Linked DNA regions of Homo sapiens: region 1 is linked to region 2. A link is an interaction called in ENCODE POLR2A ChIA-PET data of the cell type or tissue named here. Cell type or tissue: Panc1. All regions are shown on one strand. Links, peaks and the distances in the headings refer to the core of each region. The heading gives the core; the rest is flanking DNA. Region 1 overlaps RARA (retinoic acid receptor alpha). Region 2 has its middle 27 kb from the start of IGFBP4.

What was found. ChIA-PET counts read pairs that join two places held together with the same protein. Peaks named below come from ENCODE experiments on the same cell type or tissue, not always from the same donor. Only the 100,000 strongest peaks of a DNase experiment are listed, where the experiment ranks them.
Region 1: POLR2A ChIA-PET joins it to region 2 with 5 read pairs; 3 of 35 experiments call an interaction of 5 or more read pairs at or near these places.

The regions. Positions count from the first base shown.
Region 1 is chr17:40,329,135-40,339,624 of GRCh38, forward strand. It overlaps RARA (retinoic acid receptor alpha), which reads left to right. Exons shown (of 9, transcript NM_000964.4): 2 at 1,723-2,262. The coding sequence starts at 2,085. Among named protein-coding and RNA genes, the nearest start is that of RARA-AS1, 8.8 kb to the right of the region's middle. In Panc1, for the core only: no CTCF peak of the experiment used is centred there; no DNase peak of the experiment used is centred there; H3K27ac peaks cover 2,360 bases.
Region 2 is chr17:40,464,737-40,475,226 of GRCh38, forward strand. No RefSeq gene overlaps it. Among named protein-coding and RNA genes, the nearest start is that of IGFBP4, 27 kb to the left of the region's middle. RefSeq lists enhancers at 6,041-6,932, 6,933-7,822. In Panc1, for the core only: no CTCF peak of the experiment used is centred there; no DNase peak of the experiment used is centred there.

The DNA of each region.
Region 1 (10,490 bases), core at 3,858-7,857, 130 kb before region 2:
TGCTTTTTTTTTTTTTGAGATGGAGTCTCACTCTGTTGCCCAGGCTGAAGTGCAGTGACACAATCTCGGCTCACTGCCTCCCAGGTTCAAGCAATTCTCGTGCATCAGCCTCCTGAGTAGCTGGGATTACAGGCATGTGCCACCACGCCTGGATAACTTTTGTATTTGTGTGTGTGTTTTTTTTTTTTTGGAGACGGAGTCTTGCTCTGTTACCCATGCTGGAGTGCAATGGTGTGATCTCAGCTCACTGCAACCTCCACCTCCCTGGTTCAAGCGATTCTCCTGCCTCAGCCTCCCAAGTAGCTGGGATTACAGGCACCTGCCACCATGCGCAGCTAATTTTTTAGTAGATTTTTGTATTTTTTAGTAGAGATGGGGTTTCGGCATGTTGGTCAGGCTGGTCTCAAACTCCTGACCTCAGGTGATCCACCTGCCTCAGCCTCCCAAAGTGCTGGGATTATAGGTGTGAGCCACCGCACCCAACTGACTTTCGTATTTTTAGTAGAGACAGGATTTTGCCATGTTGGCCAGGCTGGTCTTGAACTCCTGACTTAGGTGATCTACCTGCCTTAGCCTCCCAAAGTGGTGGGATTACAGGCGTGAGCCACCGCCCCCAGCCTCATTGTGCTTTTGATTGGCCATGTTTCTTTTTGTCTGTCTCTTTTCTTTTGTCTTTCATATATGTATTTTTCATATATAAATACATGCATATGTATTTATATATAACCTGTACCCAAAATGGATTTGAAACATCCTCTTGTCCTCGTATGGATATGTTCTTCGTGTTCTCTCTCTTTGCTCTTGTTGCTGCCTATCTGTCTCACTGTGTTATGGAATCTCTGGGTTCATCTCTGTCTCTGTCTCTACCCCATGGTATTATCTGTGCATATCCTCTGGTGCCAGCTGTTCAAACAGGGTGTGGATCTGTATTCACACTGGTGAAGGGGGCATCTGGCCTTTCATCTTCTGCCCACCTCCCACCCCAGTTCATGTGTTTTGCTTCTGCAGACAGAAGTATGTGGGTGAACCTTGAGATCAATCTCTCCTTCATTGCCTGGGGGTAGGAGGCTTCCTGGGCGGTCCTTGCCCTCCTACACATCGCCTACCCCTGGACCATCCATGCTGTTAAGCATTGGAGGTGATACCTAGGAGTCCTTGGTTCCCATTTTCCTATTAGTGTGTACGTAAATGGGCCTCCTCCCAGGGCCTGTGGGACAAACCCGTCTGGGGTGCTGGGGCTTGGATCTGGGGGGGAAGTGGTGTAAGAGGGGCCCCCTGGCTTAGGAGTCATTTTTCTGAGAAGTGCCAATGCTTTAGGGAAGCGGCTTTTCCTCCCCCTCCCTCTTCCCCCCCAGCACACGTTCTCTGCATCTTGACCTCAGGTAACCCTCACTGGGGGAAGGAGGGCCAGCTGCCCGTTTCTGCTGCAGTGATCCCTTGAGGTGGCACTGTGGACCCTTTCCCCTCAGGACTGTGGGTGAGAGGCCCTCCAAGGTTCTGGGCTCTGTCCCTGTCTCCCCAGCCTGGCTGTGCTATCTGCCACCCCCAGCAGTGTCTGGGCCCTGCTTCCAGGTCATCTCTGCCAGCCAGGCATGGTGCCAGCTGTCTGCTCAGCTGGGTGCCACGGGAAAATCTCCGGCAGCCCAGGTTGGGGAGCTCCACGGGGAATGCCTGTGTGCCTGTTCTTCAGTGCCCACTCACCTGTCTTTCTTTTTTCTGCAGCATCACAGGACATGGCCCCCTCAGCCACCTAGCTGGGGCCCATCTAGGAGTGGCATCTTTTTTGGTGCCCTGAAGGCCAGCTCTGGACCTTCCCAGGAAAAGTGCCAGCTCACAGAACTGCTTGACCAAAGGACCGGCTCTTGAGACATCCCCCAACCCACCTGGCCCCCAGCTAGGGTGGGGGCTCCAGGAGACTGAGATTAGCCTGCCCTCTTTGGACAGCAGCTCCAGGACAGGGCGGGTGGGCTGACCACCCAAACCCCATCTGGGCCCAGGCCCCATGCCCCGAGGAGGGGTGGTCTGAAGCCCACCAGAGCCCCCTGCCAGACTGTCTGCCTCCCTTCTGACTGTGGCCGCTTGGCATGGCCAGCAACAGCAGCTCCTGCCCGACACCTGGGGGCGGGCACCTCAATGGGTACCCGGTGCCTCCCTACGCCTTCTTCTTCCCCCCTATGCTGGGTGGACTCTCCCCGCCAGGCGCTCTGACCACTCTCCAGCACCAGCTTCCAGTTAGTGGATATAGCACACCATCCCCAGCCAGTAAGTCTGGGTGTGGGGGCTGGGGTGGGAAGGGACTGTGGAGGGTGGCAGGCCTCAGAGCTTGGGCTCTGGGCACGTCTGTTCTGCTGTGAGTGGAAGGCACGGTGAGCGACAAGGTCTTCTCCAGTTGGGGTGACCATCATTTGAGGTCTTAAAAATGAAAGCCCTATGGCCTATAGGCTGATCATGGTGGTTGTGTTTGAAGTTGGGGGTGGCAGAGGGGGAGATGAAACCATGCTGTTCTGGCCTGCAGTGGCCCTCGCACCCCTCTTCTGTGCTCTGCTGTTGGGGCCTTATAAATAGCTCCAAGGACTGGACACACAGGTTGGAGGTGGGTAAACAAACCTCTTGACATTTGATGGAAATGGCAGCTCTACCTAGAGTGAGAGCAGCACACCACCTACGCCCCACCCCCACTCAGTGCCTCTGAGGGAAAGGGCTTGAAGGAGCAGACCGAGGAAGGCTGGCTGGAACCCCACCTCTCCCCCTGCCAGCTCCACCCCCGGCCATGCTAGGATGTGCTTCCCTTTGTGGGGAGGATGAGAGGGAGGGGCCCACGGTCTAGCTGGGTGGATAGGGTGAGTGTCCCAGGAGGGGACACTTGGCCTGGACTCTGGCCTCGGACGCATGCATGGTCTTGGCAGGGCCTGTGTTTTCCTTGCCTCCACCCTCTGCCATGGAGGTCACTTGTTGGCTGGGCAGGGGTCTCAGTACCCTTCGCCGGCTGGCCGAGCCAGGTAGTGGGAGGTGGCGGCAGCTCTGGCCAGCTGGCAGAGTCCAGGGCTGGGGCCTGCCAGGCCGCTTACAGTAACTCTGGCCCCCAGGGCCCAGCTGGGCGCCAGGCCAGGGCTGGGGGGAGGAGGGAGCCGGGGCCTGGCCTGGGACGGGAGAGGGTGGAAGCAGCAGAATGGGCCATGGGCTGCTGGCTGGCCGGCTGGTCAGCTGCTGACCTGGGAAACGTGTCCCCACCTCTCCTGGCCAGCAGGGACTGCACACCTTGCCCTGTGCACCCACCACCCCTCTCACGGCTGCTGGCAAGCTGCCTGGCACCACTGCCCTATGTGCCTGGCTGGGCTGGGTCAGTGCCCCCTTCTCAGTGTGGGGGCAGCGCTCTCTCCCCGGAGCCAGGGAGTCTCTTTGTCCCTGGGGCAGGCCCTGGCTGGGCGCCTCACTGCCCGCACTGGCTGGGTGCCCACCACCACCACTGCTTCCTGGATCGCCTCCTCTGGCTTAGCTGTGGCCCCCTCCCTCCCAGGCTCCACCAGCCACCAGGAGCAGGGACTCTATGTCTGTGTTTCTTTGTGTTCCCCGCCCTTTATGCCCTGGGGCCAGGGGGCAGGCAGGTGCTGCCTCAGTTTCTCCTGCCACCCCTTATCAAACCTTCATCTTCTGTTTCTGCTGTCTCTTCTCTCCACCTCATATAGGAGTATGGGATGGATGGAGTCTGGGGACTCTGATTCTGGTCTGGTCCTATAGTCTGTGTTAGTGATGGGGAGAGGCCAGCCTCTGGGGTTTGGGGCTACTAGGGAATGCATTGGTGTATCTTTGTAGAATATTCACTGCATTTAAAGGGACTGTGATTTACATTCTGGACTTGGATCACTGGAACTAGAAGACTGTCTGCTTCCTGACAGGGTAGGGTTTTATTTTTATTTATTTATTTATTTTTTTGAGACAGAGTCTTGCTCTGTCACCGAGGCTGGAGTGCAGTGGTGCGATCTCGGCTCACTGCAACTTCCGCCTTCCGGAATCAAGCAACTCTTCCGCTTCGGCCTCCCATGTAGCTGGGACTACAGGCGTACGCCACCATGCCCGGCTACTTTTGGTATTTTTAGTAGAGACGGGATTTCTCCATATTGGCCAGGGTGGTCTTGAACTCCTGACCTCATGATCCGCCCGCCTTGGCCTCCCAAAGTGCTAGGATTATAGGCATGAGCCAACGCGCCTGGCCATTTTTATGTTTTAAGACAGGGTCTTCCTCTGTTGCCCAGGCTGGAGTGCAGTGGCACCATCTTGGCTTAATGCAGTCTCGGCCTCCCAGCGATTCTCATGCCTCATCCCGAGTAGCTGTGATTACAGGTGCGTGTCACCACACCTAGCTAATTTTTTTTGTATTTTTAGTAGAGATGGGGTTTTGCCATGTTGGCCAGGCCAGTCTTGGACTCCTGGCCTCAAGTCATCTGCCCGCCTCAGCCTCCCAAAGTGTTGGGATTACAGGCATGAGCCACTGTGCCTGGCTTTCTTTCTTTTTTTTTTTTCTCATAGGGTCTCACTCTGTCTCCCAGGCTGGAGTGCAGTGGCATGATCATAGCTCAGTGCAGGCTTGAACTCTTGGGCTCAAGGCGTTCTACTGCCTCAGCCTCTCGAGTAGCTGGGACTACAGGTGCGTGCCACCACACCAGGCTGATTTTTTGATTTTTCATAGAGACAAGGTCTCACCATGTTGCCCAGGCTGGTCTCAAACTCCTGAGCTCAAGCAGTCCTCCTATCTTGGCCTCCCAAAGTGCTGGAGATATGGGCATGTACCACTGCACCCAGCTCAGGGTAGGATTTTTGACGGGGGAGGAGTTAGGGACCTGCGACCTGGTGCCTGTGGACAACTTGTCCTAACCCAGGTGATGGCAACAGAGTTCCCAGACACTCTGTCCATCTGGAGCCTGGGCTCATTGGAGGGTTGGAGGTGGGGGCTGGGGCCTGGCCCCATCCTTGCCCATCCTGGCCAGAGGGAGCAAATGCTTTGCCTTCCCCTCCCCTCAATGTTGCAAGCTTCTTCCTCTTTCTTAGAGGTGGGTGGGGAAGGCTTCCCATCCTGGTAACCTTCTCCCCAAATGTGGGTGGGGTGCCCACATTTCAGGCAAGTGTAGCCTTCTTCGGCTTTCTCCACCCAGGTTAGGCAATGCCCCCTTCCTGCCCCCTCCCTCTGTGAGCCTTTTGGTTTCCCTGCCCCTCCCCTCTCCCTAGTAAACAACAACAACTTCTCTCCCTGCCCAGACCCTTAGCTTCTGAGCTTCTCACTGACCTTCCTCTTCTCTGGGACAAGGTGTGGCCATGGGTCTGAGGGAGCCTGGCATCTCCCTCCTTCTGCAGAGCCAGGGCTGCCTGGTGGACAGAGCTCCTGAGCTCTGAGTAGGAAAGCATGGCAGATAAAATTATCACATGCCTGGCCTCAGAGATGGAGGCAGTTTAGCCTTCCCTGCTTGCCTGGCCTTAGGGCTGGTGCTGAGGGTGAGGCAGTTCCCAGGAGAGGTGGCAATCCATGGTCCTCCATTCCTGCAGGAGCAGTGGTATGCCCCAGTCTGCCCATACCCTTTTTGTAGGAATTCTTGCTGATGAGGCTTCCTACTCCCATTCCCCATCCAACAAAGGTGTTGGGTCCCTCCTCCCCCTCATCCCTTTCCCCAGGTGGGGAGGAGGCAGCACATTAGGTGGCCTGGGTGCGCCCTTCAGAGACCTAGTAGCCTATGGGACCAACAGAAACCCTCTCCAGGTCACTGTGGGGAGGGCTGTGTATTTGTTCTGCTACAGCCAGGGTGGGAGCCCTAGAGATGGTCCGGCGATTCTCCCCGCCCCCTAAACTGGCCCCTGGGGCTTGGTCTCTGAAGACTGGTGTTTACTGTGGAGGTCTCAGATTCTGTGTGCACTACGGGTCAGGGCTGTGTGTGTTTTGGGGGTGGGGTCACGGTTGGGTGTGTGTTGGGAAGGGGATTAATGACTTGTGTGTATTGGGTGAGAGGGTTAGAGAGCTGAGTGTGTTTTGGGGGAATTAAATCCAGAGCTAAGGAGGGAGAGTCAGCCTGTCTGTGTGTTGGTGTTGGGGCTGGGAGGGGGAGTGACTTAGGGCACAGAGTGTTTAAAGAGGAGTGGTCTTTCGTTTGGGTTCTTAACCTTTCTTGGCTGGAGGGGAGAACTGATCTGCCTTTTTTTGTTCACCCTGGGAATTCCATGGGCAAAGGGGTCTGACTGGGGGCTGTGGAGTAGGCATTTAGTGCTGAGTTTAAAACTTGGACACTGGGCTGGGCGTGGTGACTCATGCCTGTAATCCCAGCACTTTGGCAGGCCAAGGCGGGCGGATGACCTGAGGTCAGGAGTTTGAGACCAGCCTGGCCAACATGGTGAAACCCCATCTCTACTAAAAATACAAAAATTAGGCAGGCGAGGTGGCACGTGTCTGTAATCCCAGCTACTCGGGAGGCTGAGGCTAGAGAATCGCTTGAACCCAGGAGGCAGAGGTTGCAGTAAACCGAGATCATGCCACTGCACTCCAGCCTGGGGGATAGAGCGAGCCTCTGTCTCCGAAAAAAAAAGATAATAAAATAAAACTTAAGACACTGGCTGCGTGCAGTGGCGCCTGCCTGTAATCCCAGCACTTTTGGAGGCTGAGGTAGGGACTTCAGCCCAGGAATTTGAGACAAGCCTGGACAACATAGTGAGACCCTGCCTCTACCAAAGAGAAGAAATTAGCCAGGTGTGGTAGCGTGTGCCTATAGTCTCAGCTACTCGGGAGGCTGAGGTGGGAGGATTGCATGAGCCTGAGAGGTTGAGGCTGCAGTGAGCTATGATCACGCCACTGCACTCCAGCCTGGTGGGTGACAGAGCAAGACCCTGTCTCAAAAACAACAACAACTTGGACATTTATGTCACATACAACTTGCTGATAACCTCTCTGAGCATGTTTCTTTTTTGTTGTTGTTTGTTTTGAGACGGAGTCCTGCTCTGTCGCCCAGGCTGGAGTACAGTGGTGCAATCTCTCAGCTCACTGAAACCCTCTGCCTCCAGGTTCAAGCGATTCTCTTGCCACAGCCTCCTGAGTAGCTGGGATTACAGGCGCCCGCCACTATGCTGGACTAATTTTTTTGTATTTTTAGTAGAGATGGGGTTCCTCCTTATTAGGCTGGTCTTGAACTCCTGACCTCAGGTGATCCGCCCACCTCGGCATCCCAAAGTGCTGGGATTACAGGTGTGAGCCACTGCACCTGGCCAAAGACATTTATTCATTTATTTATTTATTTGTTTTAGACAGAGTCTAGCTCTGTTAGCCAGGCTGGAGTGCAGTGGCACGATCTTGGCTCACCGCAACCTCTGCCTCCCAGGTTCAAGCCATTCTCCTGTAGCCTCCCAAGTAGCTGGGACTACAGATGCATGCCACCATGCCCGGCTAATTTTTTGTATTTTTAGTGGAGATGGAGTTTCACCATGTTAGCCAGGATGGTCTCGATCTCCTGACCTCCCAATCCGCCTGCCTCGGCCTCCCAAAGTGCTGGGATTACAGGCATGAGCCACCGCGCCCGGCTTGTTGTTATTTTTTTGTTTTGTTTTTGAGACGGAGTCTCATTCTGTCACCCGGGCTGGAGTGCAGTGGCTCGATCTCGGTTCACTGCAACCTTTGCCTCCCGGGCTCAAGCGATTCTCCTGCCTCAGCCTCCCAAGTAGCTGGGACTACAGGCGTGTGCCGCTACGCCCAGCTAATTTTTGTATTTTTAGTAGAGGTGGGGTTTCACCATGTTGGTTGGCCAGGATGGTCTCCATCTCTTGACCTTGTGATCCGCCCGCCTCGGCCTCCTAAAGTGCTGGGATTACAGGCATCAGCCACTGTGCCTGGCCGTGACCCAGACCCTTTGTAGGTGGGAGCTGGAGAGAATGGGATGCTAACATCTATAGAGCACCTACTGTGTGTCAGGGGCTTTGTCTGTGTTTTACAAATTTTAATCCCTGCAATCCTGGAAGAGGGACATTATCCCCACTTACACAGAGGACACAGTGCTGGGGGAGGTTAAAGTACTGCAGAATCATGACTGTAGGATTGTAAAGCTGGGCTGTTTTCCACCATCTACATAGGCAGCTTTGAGAGTGGATTGTGGGGCACACTCTTGGGTGTGGGAAGTGTGGGGGGTGGGGCTTAGTGCTGACTGAAACCCCCTTCCCCACTGTAGAGGCCCTTTCTCTGCCTTAGAACCTACCTTTCCCCGGTAGGGGGTGTAGGGAAGGCCCAAGCCATACCCCCTCCTCTCTGTTTTGGATCCTGAAGGCTGGAGAGAAAGAAAGATAAGGGGCCTGGGCCAGATCTCCATCCTGTCCTGGAAGCTGTGGATACAATCTGTTCACACCATCCCCACCCCCAAATCTGCCCGCTGTAGCCCACGGGAGTTTGCAGAACTCAGCGGGCACCCTCCCCCCGATCTCCAGACACTGAAGGAACAGAATGTAAAAGCCACAGTTCTTATTCTTAATTTGTTTCAATTTGTGGATGGAGGCAAAGAAGTTGCAAGCCATCAACAGAGGAGCCGGGGATGGGAGCCCCAAAAGGGTGGCTGCATGTTTGCTTCGTGTGCCTAGAGACTGGGGAATGCCCGAGGGTCTGGGTGAGCCCCAGCAGAAGGCAGAAAGGAGGAGGTTGTGTCCTTCCCTTCTTCCTATCCTCTGCCACTTCCTCGCTGTTGCAGTCTGTGCATACTGCCTCCTTCCCTGCTTCCCACTCTTTCCCTGGACAATAGGAGGGACAGCCCAGGCGGAGGGACAGCCCAGGCAGAGGGACAGCCCAGGTGGAGGGAGTGCTGCCTAGCAATGCCTTTCTTGGAGTCCGAAATGTAGAGTCAGACAAAAGAACATGACATGGAGTTTTTAATGAAAATGGGGTCCCTCACCTTTTATCTCCCAGCAAGGATAATGCACAGGTTCCCTCTGGACAAGATCCCAGCATAGACGCGGGGAGGGAACTCAGGGAAGGAAGCCCGTCTTCCTTTTAGGTGGGTCAGGGCCGAGGTATTGTGTCTACCCCATGCCAAGGGATGTGTTGCTTATGGGGCTGTACCAGTGCAGGCCTGCCTGCCCTTTGAGGGAGTAGTGTCTGTGGGAAGAGGAAGTGGTTTCCATCTCTAAGTCATTTTGGGGCAGTGCCTTCTTCCTCCTCCTCCTCTGTGGAGTTGGGGCACAGCGAGGGATTGGGCCTCCCAGGGTTGACTGGAGGCCACTCAACCTTTGGCTGTCAGAAATAGAGGTGCTCCCCTCCCCATTTTGACTTCTGGGTTGCTGGAAACCTCAACCAGCCCACAGACCAAGGGCCTTCCATGGGCAGGAGTCTTAAAGGACAGTTCTTCCTGTGTGGCCTTGGGCAGGTCACCCAAGCTCTCTCCAAATCTGTTTCCTCCTCCTTAAAGCAAGACTTCTGGCTGGGCACGGTGGCTCACACCTATAATCCCAGCTACTCGGGAGGCTGAGGCAGGAGAATCACTTGAACCCGGAGGTGGAGGTTGTAGTGAGCCGAGATCGCGCCATTGCACTCCAGCCCGGGTAACAGAGCAAGACTTGGACTCAAAAAAAAAAAAAAAAAAAAAGCGTGGGCACGGTGGCTCATGCCTGTAATCCCAGCACTTTGGGAGGCCGAGGTGGGAGGATTGCTTGAGCTCAGGAGTTCAAGACCAGCCTTGGCAAGATAGCGAAATAGCGAAACCCCATCTCTACAGAATATACCAAAATTAGCTGGGCATGCTGGTGCACACCTGTAATCCCAGCTACTTGGGAGGCTGAGGCATGAGAATTGCTTGAATCCGGGAGGTGGAGGCTGCAGTGGGCTGAGATCACACCACTGCACTCTAGCCTGGGTGACAGAACGAGACTCTGTCTCAAATAAATAAATAAAAATAAAAAAATAGAGCAAAACTTCTAATCTCTCCTTGGCTGGGCGAGTTGCCGTTAGGCCACGGTCGCCTGCTTCCTGCTGAGGCCCTTGGTGAGTTTCACGTACCCAGCAAGGCTGTGATAGTGAGGGGCAGGGTAGAGCTGGGTACTGTCTTGGGGGATGGTGCCACTCTATACTGGGAGCCAGTGTCCACCTGGCACTGGGCCTCATGATTTCCTGTTTGTTGTCCCCTCCAGATGGGGTTGGGGACAGGAGGGGGCCCTGCCTGGCACAAGTGGGGGCCAGTTTGGCCTGCACCTGCTGAGGGCTTACTAAACGCAAAGCCCTGAGAAGGAGCTGAGGGAGGGATAAGGCTGAGCAGGATGGGGCCCCAGGCCTGCAGACAGCTGCCGCTGGAGGCCCCCCAGCCCCAGCTGCGGGCCAGAGCCTTCCTTGTTTCCCACTTCTCCCACTGCCCCAGGACACTGTGTTCTGCTCTGACCTGCCCCATGACCTTGCTGTTGCCCAGAACGGGCCTCTTGCCCTAGCTTCTCCTCTCCAGCTCCGGAAATCCTATCTATCCTTCAAGGAACATCTTGAATGCCGCCTCTTC
Region 2 (10,490 bases), core at 2,432-6,431:
TTTAGTGTGATGCTGCCAACCTCAGGGCCTTTGCACGTGCTGTTCCCTCTGCCGAATCACTCTCACCCCTGCTCTTCACAAGGCTGGCTCCCCTACCTCCAGCCTTCAGCCAAATGTCACCTCCCGTGAGAGTCCTTCCCTGACCATCCTAGGTAAAGAATCTCCCTCAACCTTACTTTTCTACCATCTTGTTTATTTCCTGCATAATGTTTTTCACAATTGTTTCTTGGGTTCCCCTGTTTTGCTAAAACACATGCTGGTCTTATTTAATTACACTTGAATCTCCAGAGCCGGGTGCACAGTAGGAGCTCAACGAATGCTTATTGAATGAATAAATGAATAAAAAAGGAAACAGGAAGCAGTCCTGGGTGGCTGCAGGGCTGAAGGCTTCTTATAAGGGGACCAGGGTCCTCTGCCCAGTCCTGCCTTTCTCTTCACTCTTCCTACCCTAGCCCCGTGGGGTCCCTGAGGACAGCCCAGGTGGCAGAAGCCTTCCTGGGACAGGAGAGCTCAGTGCAACAAGAAAGCTGGCACTTGAGGCCAAGCAAGGTGGCTCATGCCTGTAATCCCAGCACTTTGGGAGGCCGAGGTGAGCGAATCACCTGAGGTCGGGAGTTCGAGACCAGCCTGACCAACATGGAGAAACCCTGTCTCTACTAAAAATACAAAATTAGCTGGGCGTGGTGGCGTATGCCTGTAATCTCAGCTACTCAGGAGGCTGAGGCAGGAGAATTGCTTGAACCTGGGAGGTGGAGGTTGCGGTGAGCCGAGATCGCGCCATTGCACTCCAGCCTGGGCAACAAGAGCAAAACTCTGTCTCAAAGAAAAAAAAAAAAAAAAAGCTGGCACTTGGATAACTTTCTTTTTTTTGTTGTTGTTTTTGTTTTGAGACAGGGTTTTACTCTGTCGCCCAGGCTAGAGTGCAGTGGTGTGATTATGGCTCACTGCAGCCTCAACCTCTGGGATCAAGAGATCCTCCCACCTCTTGAATAGCTGGGACCACAGGTGTACACCACCACACCCAGCTAATTTCTGTATTTTTTTTGTAGAGACAGGGCTTCGACATGTTGCCCAGGCTGGTCTCAAACTCCTGGGCTCAAGCCATCCTCCTGCCTCGGCATCCCAAAGTTTTGGGATAACAGGCATGAGCCACCCCAGCCAGCTAGCCGTCTTTCTATCTATGCCTCTGTCTTTCTGTGGGTTCCTTTGCCTCTGGTCCTGGTTCTCTTATTTGGTTCTTATCTTTCCATTTTCTGTGTCTTGCTGTCCTGTGCTCCTGTCCCTTTTCTCCCTCTCCATCTCCCTCTCCCACTACCTCTTTTTTTGTTTGCTTGTTTGTTTGAGATGGAGTCTCACTCTGTCACCCAGGCTGGAGTACAGTGGCGTGATCTCAGCTCACTGCATCCTCCTCCTCCCTTGTTCAAGTGATTCTCCTGCCTCAGCCTCCTGAGTAGCTGAGATTACAGGCGCACGCCACCACACCTGGTTAATTTTTGTATTTTTAGTAGAGACTGAGTTTCACCATGTTGCCCAGGCTGGTCTCGATTTCCTGACCTCAGGTGATCCACCCACCTCAGCCTCCCGAAGAGCTGGGATTACAGGCATGAGCCACCACACCTGGCCTCCCCCTACCTCTTAAATCTGCCCCATCACTGGGTTTTCCTGCGTGCTGCTCCCCGACACTACTCCGTGGTCTGCCTGGAACCGAGGCATGCCCTCTCCTGCCACCACAAAAGACCCTCCGCAGTGCGAGATAGGCTCTGTCATAATGCCAAGGCTGCCTGGCTTTTGGGAGGGGAGGTGGATGGAGGAAGTGAGGGTGAGGCACCAGGGATCTCCCCACACACCTGCCCCCAAACACGTTGTCTGAGGGCTCAGGCGGCCCCCACCCTTCAGGCAGGGCAAAGTGGGTGGTTCTCTGTTCATCTTCCTCCTCTCCTCCACCATGCATTGGTTTCCATCTTGGCAACTTGGGAGAATGATTGGCTGCCCTGTCTGGGAGGATGGTCCTCATGAGGGTATCTCAGAGAGTCCTGCCTGGCTGATGGGAGGGGTGGGACGGGGCCCTGACTCAGAACTCAGGTTTTCATCCCTATCCTAAGCTGGATCCTCCTGGCCCTCCGCATTTCAGGAGAGGGTTCCATCATCATTCCTGTAGGCTGGAACCCTGGGAGTCCTTCTAGATAACCCCCTCCCCTACTTCTCACTCCTGTTCCATCTTGAAGTCCTGTGGATTTTAACTCGCAGTACCTCTCCACTCTATCCCTGCTGTCCTGCCTCCATCCAGGTCCTAGACGTAGCCTCCACCATTGCTTCCCTTGCTTATTCCACAGCCATTCTCAGCTTATTAATCGCCAGGTTTTTTTTTTTTTTGACAGAGTCTCGCTCTGTTGCCTAGGCTGGAGTGCAGTGGTGCAATTTGGCTCACTGCAACCTCCACTTCCTGGGTTCAGGCAATTCTCCTGCCTCAACCTCCCAAGTAGCTGGGATTACAGGCGTATGCCACCACACCCGGCTAATTTTTATATTTTTACTAGAGATGGGGTTTCACCATATTGGCCAGGCTGGTCTTGAACACCTGACCTCATGTGATCCACCCATCTTGGCCTCCCAAAGTGCTGAAATTACAGGCATGAGCCACCGCACCTGGCCCCCAATCAGTTCTTCCTACAATACCAGGAAATTGAGTCCTGTCAGCCTCTTGCTTCCCTGGCCTCTCAGGGAAGGGTCAAGACCAAAGCCCCCAACATGAGCTGGAGGTCCTGCTTGGCCTAGCCCCTGCTGACCTCACCAGGCCCCCTGCCCCTCACACCCCCTTGCTCTCTGGGGCCGCTAGCCAGACTGGCTGTATTGCATTCCCTTCCACCACAGGGTCTTTGCACATGCTGGTCCCTCTGCTTTCAATGCTCCCAATGCCCCCTCCTCCACACCCCCTGACAATGGATTTTTCTTCAGCTCTCATCTCAGCCATCATCACCTCCTCAGGGAAGCCCTCCCTGACTTCCCTGAGCAGGTCAATTCTCCTGAGTATTCATTTCAGAGCACCTTGAGCATCTTCTCAATGGAAGAATATTTAGTTAGGCATTCACAGTGCAGTTACTCTGTATCTTTGTCCCTCTTTTTCTTTTTCTTTCTTTATTTTTTATTTTATTTATTTATTTTTTGAGATGGAGTCTTGCTCTGTCACCCAGGCTGGAGTGCAGTGGTGCAATCTTGGCTCATTGCAAGCTCTGCCTCCCAGGTTCACGCCATTCTCCTGCCTCAGCCTCCTGAGTAGCTGGGACTACAGGCGCCTTCCACCATGCCCAGCTATTTTTTTGTATTTTCAGTAGAGACGGGGTTTCACCGTGTTAGCCAGGATGGTCTCGATCTCCTGACCTCGTGATACACCCGCCTTGGCCTCCCAAAGTGCTGGGATTACAGGTGTGAGCCACTGCGCCTGGCCTTCTTTTTATTTTTTTGAGAGGGAGCCTTGCTGTGTTGCCCAGGCTGGAGTGCAGTGGCGCAATCTTGGCTCACTGCAACCTCCACCTCCCGGGTTCAAGAGATTCTCCTGCCTCAGCCTCCTGAGTAGCTGGGATTACAGGCGCCCGCCACCACACCCGGCTAATTTTTGTATTTTTAGTAGAGGTGGGGTTTCACCATGTTGGTCAGGCTGGTTTTGAACTCCTGACCTCATGATCTGCCCGCTTCGGCCTCCCAAAGTGCTGGGATTACAGGCATGAGCCACCGCCGGCTATCCTTCATTTTTATAAGCTCCATGAGGTCAGGAACCTCATTCATCAGTGTAGTTCCAGGCTACATGTTTAGAAAATAAAAAACACAGGCCATCTAGTTCTGTGTGAATTTCAGATAAAGAACAAATAATTTTTTAGCATAAGTGTGTCCCAACCCCATCTCTAAGGGCTAAGCACAGTGCCAGATAAACAGGAGGCCTGAGGCAGATACTGAATGATTACTGAATAAATGTAGCAAGGGGCTTTCTGCCTGTCTCTTCAATGCCTACTGCCCATAGATGCTTTTCTCCTGTGCTCTGTACCCTTGGCACCTAGTAGCCCTATTTCTTCATTTTTTTTTTTTTTGAGATGGAGTCTCCGTCACTTTGTCACAAGCTGAAGCGCAGTGGTGTGACCTCAGCTCACTGCAACCTTCGCCTCCCGGGTTCGAGGGATTCTCCCGCCTCAGTCTCCCGAGTAGCTGGGATTACAGACATGTGCTACCATGTCTGGCTAATTTTTGTACTTTTTTGTGGAGATGGGGTTTCACCACGTTGGCCAGGCTGGTCTCGAACTCCTGACCTCAAATGATCCGCCTGCCTCGGCCTTCCAAAGAGCTGGGATTATAAGTGTGAGCCACTGGGCCTGACTTATTTCTCCATTTTGTAAGAGGGAATGTGTCTCTGTAGATTGCCTCGATTTGGGTCTCCTGTCTTCTGGCCCTGTTCTCTCTCTGGGTTTCCTTCTTTTCGGATGGCCCTCCTCCTGGTCTGTTTCTCCATGCCCTCTTTTATTTTTTTTTATTTTTTATTTTTTTCTGTTTCTCCATTTCTCTTTTTTTCCTGTCTTTTATTTTCTTGAAAAGGAGTTTCTCTCTGTTGTCCAGGCTGGAGGGCAGTGACGTGATCACTGCAATCTCTGCCTCCCTGATTCAACAATTCTCCTGCCTCAGCCTCCCGAGTAGCTAGGATTACAGGTGTGCACCACCACGCCAGGCTAATTTTTGTATTTTTGTAGAGATGGGGTTTCACCATGTTGGCCAGGCTGGTCTCGAATTTCTGACCTCAGGTGATCCATCCCCCTCAGCCTCCCAACGTGCTGGGATTACAGGTGTGAGCCACCGTGCCTGGCCCTGACTTTTTATTTTTGTCTCCCTCTCTCTTTGCTTGTCTTCCCTCCCTTCTCCCCATCCCATCTACTCACAAGTAGCTGGGGGTAGAGTGGTTTCCCGGGGGTCTCTGTCTTTCCCAGCCAGGATCCTTGGGTCTCATTATGGGGCGTCCACGAAGGAGACTTGCTCTGGCAGGAGTGGGTTTCAAGCACTGCAGGAGGAGGTAAATTTGCTTGGAGCATTTGGTTTGGATCCTTGGTCCTGATGGAAGATTCTGGGTGGGGGATTACAGGGGAGATGTGCTGGCTTCTAGGCAGAAAGAGAGAGGCATGACTTTTTCAATTTCCTGAGTAGCCTGGGGCTAGGGATCAGGGTGGGAGGGGGAACCTAACCCCCAATGGAAGAAGAGGCATTTGGCAGAGACACCAGGAGGGACAGACAACCCTGTCCTGGTGTGCCTGAAGGCAGGGTATTGGATTTGATGACCTTGGGCTCAATAAACTCCAAATGTCTGCTTTCATCTCCATCACCATCGTCATCATTATCATCAGCAGCCATGGGATCAGATTGCCTGGGTTCAGATCCCACTCTGCCACTTATGGTTGAACCTTGGGAAATTTACCTAATTTTTGAATCCACAGTTTCATGTCCATCAAATGAGGATAAATAATAGTACTTAGGTAGTGTTGTTGTCAAGATTAAATGAGCTAACATATGGCAAAGCTTCTAACAGATACTACAGACCTACCATGTGCCAGGCACTGTTCTAGACGCTGGGGATTCAGTGGTGAACTAGACGAGTCTCTTTCTTCATGGAGCCCTCATTCCCGTGGCCCAGCACTCAGCACACATTGAGTGCTCAGTGAGAGAGCTGCAGATATGCTGCCCTTCCCATAAGGAGCATTTATACAGCACCCCAGAGACTCTGAAGTGCATTCATGACTGGTGCATTTATAAGGCTTCCCACAAACTTCATTCTGTGAGGTGGGTATTACAGTTGAGGAAACTGAGGCTCAATGCCCAGAGAAGTGACTTGCCCCAAACTGTGCAGCTAACCAGTGGCAGAAGGGACCTGCCACCAGATCTGCCTGACACCCAGGTTTCCATTTCTTTTTTTTTTTTTCTTTTTTAAGACAGAGTCTCACTCTGTTGCCCAGGCTGGAGTAGAGTGGCATGATCTCGGCTTATTGCAGCCTCTGCCTTCTGGGTTCAAGCAATTCTCCTGCCTCAGCCTCCCGAATAGCTGAGGCATGCACCACCGCCCCTGGATAATTTTTGTATTTTTGGTAGAGATGGGGTTTTTCCTTGTTTCCCAGGCTGGTCTCGAACTCCTGACTTCAAGTGATCTGCCCGCCTCAGCCTCCCAAAGTGCTGGGATTACAGGCATGAGCCACCACACCTGGCTGGCTTCCAGTTCCTGATGCAGAAGAAGCAAGTGTGTGTGTGTGTGTGTGTGCGCGCGCACGCATGTGTGTGTGTGCATGCGTGTGTATGTGTGTGCATGCATAGATGGGAGCGGAGTGAACTAAGGATATGTCCTTGTCAGTGTTCACAGGGTGTCAAGTCTGAATTCTTGGAGGGGAGAACATTGCTTCCTGGGGCACACGTAGGCCCCTCCCCCAGCTCCTGGCCAACCCTGCCTGCCTGGCTCTGCGTAGTTCACTGGGAGTGCAGCGCATATTTGTTGAATGCGTGAATGAATGAGTGTGTGTTGCTTGCCCTCCTACCCCCTCCTCATTCTTCCTCTCTGGTTCCCTCCTTCCTGGCTTGTCTGCCTGACCCCCAGGCCTGCTCCAGCCAAGCTCTACTTGCCTTTCTTGGCTAGTCCAGATGGGGAGAGGAGAACACTGAAAAGCCTTCCAGGAAACACTTACAAAAGAAGCCCCTGGCTGGCCCTGGGAGCCTGGGAAATCGAGGGTCTCCTTTCCTGGGGCTGAGGGCTCCAGCCTGGCCAGGACTGCAGCTTGGTGGGGATGGGGAACATGACCGGGCAGGACTCTGCCTGGATGGGTGCTGTGGATTGAGCTGTGTCCCGTCAAACTCGCATGCTGAAGCTCTCACTCCCAATGTGACTATATTTGGAGATAAGGCTTTTCTGAGGTAATTAAGGTTCAGTGAGGCCACAAGGGTGAGATTCTAATCAGATAGGATGGTGGCTTTATTTTATTGTATTTTATTTATTTATGTTTTTGAGACGGAGTCTCTCTCTGTCGCCTAGGCTGGAGTGCATGATCCACCCGCCTCAGCCTCCCAAAGTGCTGGGATTACAGGCATGAGCCACCGTGCCCGGCAGGATGGTGGCTTTATAAGAAAGGGAAGAGAGGGAGAGGGATCTCTTTCTCCATGCACACACACTGAAGAAAGACCATGTGAGCACACAGGGAGAAGGCAGCCATCTGCAAACCAGGAAGAGAGTCCTTATCCAAACCTGGCCATCATGGCACCCTGATCCTGGACTTTCAGCCCCCAGAACTGTGAGAAAATAAATTTCTGTTGTGTAAGCTGCCCAGTCTATGGTATTTTGTTATGGCAGCCCGAGAAGATGAATAATACAAGGGGGAATGCAGGCCCCTGGTCCTGTTCTGTCTCACATAGTCCTCCCAAGCTCAGAGGGAACCAGGGACCCAGGCCTGGATCGAGCAGACTCCTGCACCAGCCTGTCTCAGGGTGAGAGCTCCTCTTCTTAGGCTCTCATCCCTTCCCTGGTCTGAACTCCAGGTTCTCATCCCAGCACCCTTCTCCCCAGCCTGGGCCTCAGATGCCATCTCCTGCCTCCACTGCCATATTTCTAAAGCAGAAATCTGGTCAATTACTCCTCAGCTGACATGTCTCCCTGATGCAGGGCAGGCGAGCCCCAAATTGGGGCTTAGCCTGGGAGGGTTCTTGGCTTCATTCAGGGAATAATTCAAGGGCAAGCGGTGATAGAAGAAAGCAGCTTTCTAGAGGTGGCAGTGTCACAGCCCTGTGACTGCTCCTGCAGAGCAGGGCTACCCCAGTGTGCTGAGAGCTGCAGCTCAGTAGCTTCCACACTCATATTTGCACCCACTTTTAAACACATGCAAATTAAGGGGCAGATTATGCAGAGATTTGTAGAAAAAGGGTGATAACTTCTGGGTCATTAGGTTGTTGCTGCCATGGAAAGGGGTGGTAATTTCTGGGTGTTGCCACGGCAATGGTAAACTGACATGTCACACTGGTGGGTGTGTCTTATGGAAAGCTCCTCCCACCCCATCCCTGTTTTAGCTAGTCCTCAGTTTGGACCTGTGTCCAAGCCCTGCCTCTGGAGTGCAGTCCCGCTTCCTATCTCATCCTCATTACCTATGGGATAAAGCCCAAGCAGGGTGCCATGTATGACCATGCACTGCATAGCCCACAAAATCATACACAGCAGGCCTGAGTCCCATCTCCTTCATTCAGCAAGTATTCAATCTCCAGACATTCTCAGCTGGCACCCAAGGGTCCTGAGGGTCCTGTTGCTGTCTTTTTCTTCTGCTTTCTCTCTCACCTACTCCCTTAGGTACCATGTACTTGAGCCACACCAAACTTGGTACATCTTTTCATACCTGTGTGCTTCACACACGAATGTCTCCATCTGCTTTCTGTGAATGCTGGGGCAATAGGATGGGCATGGACTTGAAATCCTGTTTCTCTGCCATTTACAGTTAGGTGAATGTGGGCAAGTTAACCCTCTGAGCCCCAGTTTTCTAATCTGTAAAATGGGATTAGGCTTATATAATGTGCCTCAGATTGTATGTAGCACATGAGAGCCCCTCCCCACTCCTAAAAGTTGGTTTCTAACTCTCTTTGCATGCCGAACTCCTATTCATCCTTGAAGACCCAACTCAAATGTTACCTTCTTGGTAACATTGCCCTCCTTCCCTTCAAGTGGGTAAAGTTTATCTTTCTCAGTTTCTACTCTTTCCACCAGCCCTGCATAGCACTTATAAACCTCTGTTGGAAACACTGTCATATTTTTCTGTTTTCCTGGTTCACATGAATAAAGCACACAGCCAGAAAACATTTGTTGCATGAATTAAGGCACTGGCCCCTGGGTTGAAAGCCTTTAACCCTACCCCTGCCCTGGGTCTAAGACCTTGCCCTGGGTCTAAGCCCTGGCACAAGAATGCAGGATCAGAGGCCAGAGATAAAACAGAGCAGTGAGCAGCCTCCGCCCTCGGTGGGGCACGGGCATGGGGCGGTGGCTGGTCAGATGGTCGGGGTAAGGGCACTTCAGCCTCCTGGAGAGGTCTCTGTAGCCTGAGAGCAGGCAGGGTTTAGAGGGTGTGGGAACCTGAGTTTTTGTTTGTTTGTTTGTTTTAGAGATAGCATGTTGCTCTGTCAACCAGGCTGGAGTGCAGTGGCACGATCACAGCTCACTGCAACTTCCGCCTCCCAGTTTCAAGGGATTCTCATGCCTCAGTCTCCCGAGTACCTGGGACTACAGGTGCGCTACCTTGCCCGGCTAATTTTTGTATTTTTTGTAGAGATGGGGTTTCACCATGTTGGCCAGGCGGGTCTCAAACTGGAACCTGAGTTTTGAGAAATGATTGGCAGTGCGAGAGTCTCCCCAGTTCCCTTCTGCTGCATGTCCAGCCACCTGGGACAACGGGGCGAGGAAATTCAACTGGAAAAGAGCAAGAAGGAGGAAAGGTTTCTCTGCAAAGGGGTGATCGAGTAGAGAAGGCATAATGAGGAGAGATGGTGAGAAAGGAGAGAGGGGAAGTGGGAGAAGAGAGGGAGGGAGGGTGGGTGGTATGAGTGTGTACGGAGATCAAGAAAGGGATGGAGAGGGATGAAAAGACTGGGGAGAGAGACACTGGAGCGAGGGCTGCGGCAGGGGTTAAGACCCAGGGCTATAAGGCCTGGAGCCTCCTGGAGAGAACACTCCTCTGGTGTCCTTGGGTGGATAAGATGGCTCCTCCCCTCCTGGTTCCTGGCTCAGTGGTTATCCTGCCTCCCCTCTGCTGTCCAGCCCTCCCACCCCTGCCGGGCTGGCTGCTTTGCCCTCAGCAGTCTTAAGTCAAGTTCTCCGCTAAACCTTCTTAGGGGAAACATGAGCTGTGGCAAATGCAGCAGAAATGATCGCCTTCCACGAACTCTGTTCCATGCTGGGCCAAGCGGGGCCACAGCAGGAGACTGAGAGGAGACTGAGAGGAGTCTCCATCTGGAACTGCACTGGGGCAGTGGAAAGGGAGGCAGAGGCTAACCAGCGGTGGTTCAAGGCCCCTGCCACTGGGTCACATAGCTCAGCCCAGAGAGAAGGAGGCGCTCTCCCATTCCCAAAACTTTTCAGGAGAACAGAAGTGCCATAGCCTCTCTTGCATCGCTTGCTGAGGCCTTCTCAGGGCATGCCAGCCTTGGCTCCCTAGTTGCAGCGAAGTCTGGAGCAGGTCTGGGAGGGAGGCATTCCTCTGGGACTGGCTTAGGGGAGGACTGCCACTGGAAGGAGCTGGGGGTAGAACTCCCCAGGCCCAGGGTGGGATCAAGAGGCCATGGTCCAGTTCTTTTTCTTTTCTTTTTTTTTTTTTGAGACAGGGTCTCACTCTGTCACTCAGGCTGGAGTACAGTGGCACAACCACAGCTCACTGCAGCCTTGACCCCCCAGGCTCAAGGGATCTTCTCACCGCAGCCTCCCAAGTAGCTGGGGCTACAGGTATGTGCCA